2 separate regions of the Homo sapiens genome follow, and region 1 is linked to region 2. Evidence: read pairs that join two places in POLR2A ChIA-PET (ENCODE). Cell type or tissue: Panc1. All regions are shown on one strand.

Region 1 (4,000 bases), 1.2 Mb before region 2:
AATTATATAAGGTATAGTATAATGCAGGTTTATGTTTATTGGAGAGATCATTTCCTTAAAATAGGATTGATAAACATTCATCCAAAAAAGTCATTCGCTTATTGCACAGTTAAATAAACAAATGCTTATTATAGAAATGTAATTACGTTTTCAAAAGAAGCAAGAGTTCTGAATTTATTGACTTTTTCTGAGTCAATCTTGGCAAAGAGTATTCAAAACAAATTAGAAATTTCTGTACTTTGTCCAGCAAAAGCTTGGAAATGGCCTTGGCTTAGAATACAGGTGAGCAAACAGGTATTCTTTGGGTAAGCCCCAGCCCATACAGTTGTTTTGCCAAAAATTCAAATTGGAAATTGTTCTGAAAAATCATTTTCCATCTACATTGCCAATAGCAACAATCAGCTGGGGCTCATTAGGTACTAACAGTTGCTGAGCTTTAACATCTGACCCAATCTCAATAATCTGTATTTTGCTGACCCCTAGCTTCCTTTCCTTGTTTACATCACTTGCTTGGTCTCTGTAAATTTTCAAGTTTGAAGTAGCTATCTTAAAGCAGAAATCAAAATGTATTAATTTAATACCATACTGAAGTCAGGCCGCTATTTGGCCCATACACAGTGGTGCAGGAGCATCTCTTGTTTAAGCTCAATGATCATTCTGATTGGTCAGCACCATATTGTACTGGTTGTTAAATATTTTGAATTTTTTTTAATACTTTATTTTTTAGAGGAGTTTCAGGTTTGCAGCAAAATTGAGATGAAGTTACAGAGATTTTCCATATGTGCCTGGCATTATATATCCCATGCCCCCACGCATGCACAGCCTCTCCCATTATCAACATCCCCCACAAGAGTGGTACATGTTTTACAATTGGTGAACCTACATTGATATTATTATCACCCTGTCAATAGTTTACATTAGGGTTCACTATTGGAGTTGTGCATTCTATGAGCTTGAACAAATGTATAACGACACCGGGTTGGTGGCTCATGCCTGCAATCCCAGCACTTTGGGAGGCTGAGGTGGGTGGCTCACCTGAGATCAGGAGTTCGAGACCAGCCTGGCCAACACGGTAAAACCCTGTCTCTACTAAAAATACAAAAAATTCACCAGGCATGGTGGCACATGCCTTAATTCCAGCTACTAGGAGGCTGAGGAAGGAGAATCACTTGAACCCAGGAGGCGGAGGTTGCAGTGAGCTGAGATGGCGCCACTGCACTCCAGCCTGGGCAACAAGAGTGAAACTTCATCTCAAAAAAAAAAAAAAAAAAGAATACAAAAATTAGCTGGGTATGGTGGCACATGCCTGTCGTCCCAGCTATTCAGGAGGCTGAGGTGGGAGAATTGCTTGAGGCTGGGAGGTCAAGGCTGCAGTGAGCCAAGATCGTACCACTGCACTCCAACCTGGGTGACAGGGCAATAACCTGTCTTTAAAAAAATGGTGGAATGACATGTATCCATCATGATAGTATCATACAAATTATTTTCATTGCCCTACAAATCCTCTGTGCTTTGCTTATTCATCCCACTGCTTCTTCCCTAGCCCATAAATATAATTCTTGCCTAAAATTCTTCTAGTCATATTCTTAAGTTGACAGTTGTTTGAATTTGTATTATGGATATTCAAATAAATAAAAAACTTTATTATATAATGAAGGTGAAGAAATTAGACCAATAAGTAAAGAATTTAAACCATGTTAGATTTAGCCTAAAACAAAGTAAGCTGTGGATGAGTAGAAATGTTTATCAATTAGAAGAAAATATCCTACAGCATTCTTTAGTAATTATTTAGGTTAATCCTGTTTACAAAGTACTAAAAGTATTATGGTTTAGGGTAAAATTCAGTCTTGAAATTATATATTTAACTACCTATTTAACAACTCCAATGAAATATCCTCAAAGCATCTCAAATATGACCACAAAATATTTGCAGTGACACACAGTAGATTCACCTTGGCTGGGTTTCATTATTATGGTAAAACTCTTTTCATAATCAATAAATGTGTACCTTTGTCCCATGTCTTCACTAAATGAGTTGACAAATGAGTTATAGCCCATGTCTTTGCTGAATTAGTTGATTCTGAAGACACAGGTATTCTCAGCACTGTGAGTGGGATTCACTATGATCACAGAAAAGCCTTTAGAGCAAATCCCATAAAACAGATTTCAAATAAAATCACACAAAAGAACTTTAAGCCCTCCCCTTCCATTTTGTCTCACTTCTTTGGCAGCCACAGCTGCCCTAAGATGTTTGGGTAATCTGCTTTTTTACAAAGTGGGACTGGTGATGAGTGACCCCGAAAGTGGTATTTGTGGCTGCTGGTGTCTTAGACCTCTGCCTGTTTACTGCCTGGTCTTCAGTGGAAATCTGAACTCTCTTTTTCCTGTTGCTCTGTCTTGGAAAAGGATGTAAACAATGATTCAGTGTGAGTGTTTGGGGCTCATGGTAAATGGGTGGAATAATTGAATCATGGAACATTATAGGTGGTAAGACCCTTTATATGTTGTTTAATCTGCTCTATTTATTTCACAATTGAGGAAATTGAGCCTCAGAAACATAAAGTGACTTGCTTATGAGATCTTATAGCCAGTGAATTACAGCGTCAGTTAAAGAACTTACCCTAGGCCGGGTGCAGTGGCTCACACCTGTAATCCCAGCACTTAGGGAGGCTGAGGTGGGAGGATCACTTGAGGTCAAGAGTTTGAGACCAGCCTGGCCAACATGGTGAAACCCCGTCTCTACTAAAAATAAAAAAAAAAAAATTACCAAGGCATGGTGGTGCATGCCTGTAATCCTAGCTACTAAGGAAGCAGAGGTGGGAGGATTGCTTGAACCCTGGAGGCAGAGGTTGCAGTGTGCCGAGATCACACCACTGCACACTCCAGCCTGGGTGACAGAGCAAGACTCCGTCTCAAAAAAAAAAAAAAAAAAAAAAGAACTTATCCTATCATTTCAGATGAGCATATTGGTAGCATTGCTACCGTGAATTGGGGAATCAGCATAAGGAAACTTTACAATGGCAAATATACCATATTTCAGGAAAGCTCTGTATTTCACTCTGAAACTTTGTGTGTCACCATCCTGCTAAGTAACTCGAAGGCATTTTCTAAATGACAGGATTCTCATTAATACCATATTCAACTTTAACATTGACAGTTAAGACTTTTGAAGAGATATAGAAGACATGTCAACATGGGCTGCGCACTGAGATACAGGGAGGAAAAGAGGAGGCTGATGGTTGGTTATGGTCAGCATGAGCTATGCAGAGGTATAGCCGACCAAGGAAACTCCTCATGCCCTTCTGTTGAATTCTTCATGTGCCTGGCATTATCTGTCACTCTGGCCTCTCTCCCAAGCTCCCAGCTCAGATCCTTCATTGCCTGTTGGACGTCTCTACGTAAACACATTAAAAAAACAAAGGCTAAGCAATTCTCAAAGAGTATCTATCATCATCCCTTCAAAATATATTTAACTACAAAATATACTTAACTACAAAATATTTGTACTTCAACTCCAACAAAGTGTCCCAAAAATGTCTCAGATATAACTTATACACTCTCATCTTCACCTTGGCCCTCCGGCTCCTCCTGCAAATCTCACTCATCTCAGAAAATGACAATACCAGCCTTTCAAGATTGCTTGAGCCCAACACGCAGAAGATATTCTTGATCCCTCATTTCCCCTCTACTTTCTGTCCTTCAGAAAGCACTGGTAAACCTAGCTCCAAATGTATCTCAAATTCACCCACTTCTCTCCTTTGCCAGCCCCACTTCAAGCCATACCACCTCACCTCTTACCGGTTGTACTGTAAAAGCTTCCTAAATGCTCTCTCTGCTTTCATTCAATTCTATGCCCCTGTCCACTTCATTCACAGACCAGCACCAAGAGTGATTTCTTCAAACACAAATTAGAGCAGATTATTTCTCTGCAACAAAATCCTTCCCTGGCTTCTCACTCTGCTTAGAATAAAGTCAATGTCAAACTATTTACCATGATCCT
Region 2 (4,000 bases):
ATATTCATCAGTTTTACAAACATAATGAAAATTAGTTGATTTTTAGTTGATTTTTTTGTCCCAACATTTTTTTTAACCTTTTTGCCACTCATTATATGTTTGCAGTTCTAGGTCTTTGACAGCTGAAGACCACAGGAATCAAACAGGCGAGACACACAGAATACTGACCCTTCTTTACGCTTTTATAGTGTTTATACCATATGGCCCAGTGTGGAATTCTTGATTATCCAAGTGCCTTTGGTCATTTGTGGCAGGAAAACTTAATAGTTTTTAGCCAGCAGTGCCACAGCCAGCTTTTACTGCAATACCTAAAGGGTCAAGTAGTGTTTTTGTACCACTATTATTTCAAATTTAAGTATTCTGCCATGAAACGATCCATACTGGGCTGGAACTTGACATGTGAAATCTTTAATACTAAAGCTTATCTCTGCTTGGCAGCTTTTTAGGAGAATAATGAGAGTTACAATTTTGACTCTTGCGTTCCTAGAATTCAAATGGCATAGCTTTCTGAAATGAGTATTTCAAGTTTAGTAGTCCGTATAGGAGTGTTGTGACTTCAATTTCAGTGTTCTTGTTAAAAGAAATAATATGATATATATATACACACATATATATAACTTGATGCCAGTTTTCTAGTAAGCCTCAGTCTTTTATTCACTACTCAATGATAATGCATTGTACAAACACTGTCACATGAGTAAATAAAAATGAATAATTCCTTAGAAGATGGAGAGTGTTAAATTATATTTGTGATAGGAAGCTTAGACATATCTTTTGGTTATTAGCTTCCATTGCCAATTGTATTTCAGATGCATAGGGTTTTCTTCCCAAAAATATATTGTTAACTTTTATAGCTAACTAGCACCTGGAAAAAATGTATTTGTACAACTTTACTATTGTATATAGTTTTATAATAATGAAAAATAAACCCAATGGCCATATTAGAATGCAATTTCGACATACAGCTTATCTAGATAGTTTTCCAGAGGATTTTGAAATTTGGCTTAACTGGGAGGATAACTGCTCAGCACACCACTGAAACATAACCACTGACACCATTCATTTATTTTAACTGAGATTCTTGACATTTTTCTCTCCTATGCCTTGTTACTTTAGCATACTTGAACTCACATAAATGCTTCTTTGGATTACATGGGCTATCTGATTCCATTTTGGATCTGATTGTCCATCTTGAATTCAATATGGTATTCATCTGGACTATTCAAAAATTATGCCATTTCTAGTCTGTGAAATAAGATGTAAAAAATCTTTATTTTTGCCCTTTGGTAAAAACCTATGTGACAACTTTTAAAATGTGAAGCAACATCTAATATAGTTGACTGGTATACTAATAGGAAAGTGAAAGTATTTCATGGGTACTTTGTCACAGAATGTGAAAAGAAACTTGGCATAGTGGCCTTTATAATGAGGCATCCACTTACTCCTCTGAAGTGAAGTCTGTAGCTTAGCTTGTGTATAGTTTTTGAAAGAAATCTCATGATCTTCGTTCATTCTCTTGCCTTCTCTTTTATCTCATATGGCACAAGTAGAGGGGGAAGCCAGGAGGAAATTCATCACCTCGCTATGCTTTTATTTGATTTTTAATTCCTGAGTGCCTAAATGTGGTGACCGGCACCTCACATAACTTTTTGAGATTCTTGATGTCATTTTTATCCTTCCTGTCAACCAGCAATGTATTTTTATGTTACTAAAACCAGTAACGTCATAATTGTTGAGGGCAAGCTTCATTGTTGATAGTGCAAAGTGTCGCTGTTGTGATGTGTGTTTATTTTATTCAAGTTTGAATATTGACAAGTGTAACTTAAGCTGGTGACTGACACCTATTGATCTGCTGTGTGCAAATGATAGTACTATTTTTTAGAAAACTCTTAAGTAAATTTTAAAAATATTTGAATACAAAATATCTGAGCAATTTTGAACTCAAAAGTTTTTCATTGTTTTAAGGATTGCCACAGGACTCTTTAATGGTTTTTAATGGACATACATGCCTAATATTTATTGGTGTGTTTAAAATATTTTTTGATAGAGTGTTATGTCTTAAGCGCATTAGAAAACAATTGTTTGTAATGGAATCAAAGTGTTTCCCTGGACAGTTTGATGTGCTTATGGTTGAGATTTATAATCTGCTTGTACTTTGCTTTTTAACTTATTAACTGTAAATAAATTTTAGAGAATACATAGTGTCTAGTTTTTCTAATGATTTGAACATTTTTGAAATGGTATTTTGTATTTGTATGTGACTCAGAAAACATCTTAATTTACAATTTGATAAATTTTGACTTTTTTGTGAACTTCAAATTCCCAGAAATCTCGAGATTTGTTTTTTGTGCTATCTCGGGAGTCTGTGTTCCATCAATTCTTTAATTATCTAGCGAATTTTTAGGATGGCGCTACAAGCCCAACTTATTAACCAGTTTGCCAGCAATAAAATATCCTACAAAAAAAAAATGCATCAAAATTCAGAATTCTCTAAATCCTGACCCGAGGTGCCCCTGTGACGATGACAAAAGGTCTAAAGCTCTTGCTCTTTCATGGCATGAAAGGAAGTAAGAGTGCTCCATTTGAGTACCAGTGGTATGGGCTGTTCCACAGAATAAGGGCAGGGCTAGAATTTTCATTAGAGTCTAGAAGGCAGAAGTGGAGTATTAGTGAACAGCACAGCAAGAGCCGGATTCATAGATAGTACTGTGTGGGCTGAATTTGTCTTTGTACCTAAGTTCCTATTAGTTGGAGGAAGCGTAGTGTAATAGTTGTGGAGTCACAGTGCCTGGGGTGGAATTATTATGCATACCTTTGTGACTTGCAAGTGTTGAGACTGTAGGTAAGTTACTTAAAATCTTTGTGCCTTGCTTCCTCAACTATCAAATGTGATTAGTGAAAGAAACTATTGGGATATTATAAGGATTAATAACTACCCCTTTCAAAGGGTAGTAATGCTAGACACATAGGAAGTACTAAATAAATGCTCTTAATTATAGGTATGCACAGTGAGAATAGGTATATAAGCTGAGAGTGGTCCGTTGTGAGTTTAGCTCTCCAGGTTTCTCAGCATCCCAAGAATATTGTGTGGCTCTGGGAAAGCTGTAAGATAAATGAAGAGAAGAGAATTTGTGCATGAATAAAATTGAAGACATAAGGAAATCATATAATTTTTTAGCTTGCTGACTATGCAGTAGGAGATTGGATTAAGTTGATTTATTACAATTTTTGTTGTTGGAGTTTTTTTAAAGATTCACATCTTCTTTTGTTATATCTCTATAAGACATTTGAATGTACTGTTATGTGTTTTAAACTATCTGAGAATTTATAACAGTAATAGATTTAAAGCTGTTGATCCAAGAACTTACAAAAGTTTTGGACTACATATTTGCTTAGAGTAAGCTCAGTAAGTGTTGCTTATAAATGATGTTAATTTATATGCATAGAACCAAGCTATAGTTTGTATAAAGTTTATAATTCAGGTGTTAAAGGAAACAAAGTGAGTACAATAGCTGTGCTTGAAACACCAGAAAATTATTACTGAAAGTAAAAAAAATCTTGTATTTGAAGCATTGACACACTCATTTTTGGATGTCAGATATAAAGCCTGTAATTTAGGTTTAATTCCTCATAGCACAGAGAATAGAACATCCTCTAAATTGGTGAACAAGCCAAAGTTGCAGTTATCTGAAGTTGACACAAAATAATTTCCTGGAAAATTATTAGATGAAAGTCATACAAGAACAAGAAGCTAAAAATTGAGCCTAATTGCAGATTTCACAGAAGTAATGACTTCTCACTGTCATCACTCTCTTGTGTCTTGGTAAATGTCATTCTAAACCATGATCTATAACATAATAAACATATCTAAAGCCCAATTGGAAAGTAATAATCATAAAAACACCAAACACTATGTTTAGCCCAGAAAATTTGAATAAGTAGTCTACTGAATCCAAAACTGGACTTATTTAGCTTCCGAAAGCATTCATAGAAAAGTTAA

What was found. Peaks named below come from ENCODE experiments on the same cell type or tissue, not always from the same donor. Only the 100,000 strongest peaks of a DNase experiment are listed, where the experiment ranks them.
Region 1: POLR2A ChIA-PET joins it to region 2 with 5 read pairs; 2 of 35 experiments call an interaction of 5 or more read pairs at or near these places.

Annotation. Positions count from the first base shown.
Region 1 is chr7:107,864,521-107,868,520 of GRCh38, reverse strand. All of the region lies in intron 1 of LOC105375444 (a long non-coding RNA gene), which reads left to right. Among named protein-coding and RNA genes, the nearest start is that of DLD, 25 kb to the left of the region's middle. In Panc1, no CTCF peak of the experiment used is centred here; a DNase peak (open chromatin) is centred at 2,430; H3K27me3 peaks cover 364 bases.
Region 2 is chr7:106,654,966-106,658,965 of GRCh38, reverse strand. CCDC71L (coiled-coil domain containing 71 like) reads left to right here. Exons shown (of 1, transcript NM_175884.6): 1 at 1-4,000. Among named protein-coding and RNA genes, the nearest start is that of CCDC71L, 4.2 kb to the left of the region's middle. In Panc1, no CTCF peak of the experiment used is centred here; no DNase peak of the experiment used is centred here; H3K27me3 peaks cover 686 bases.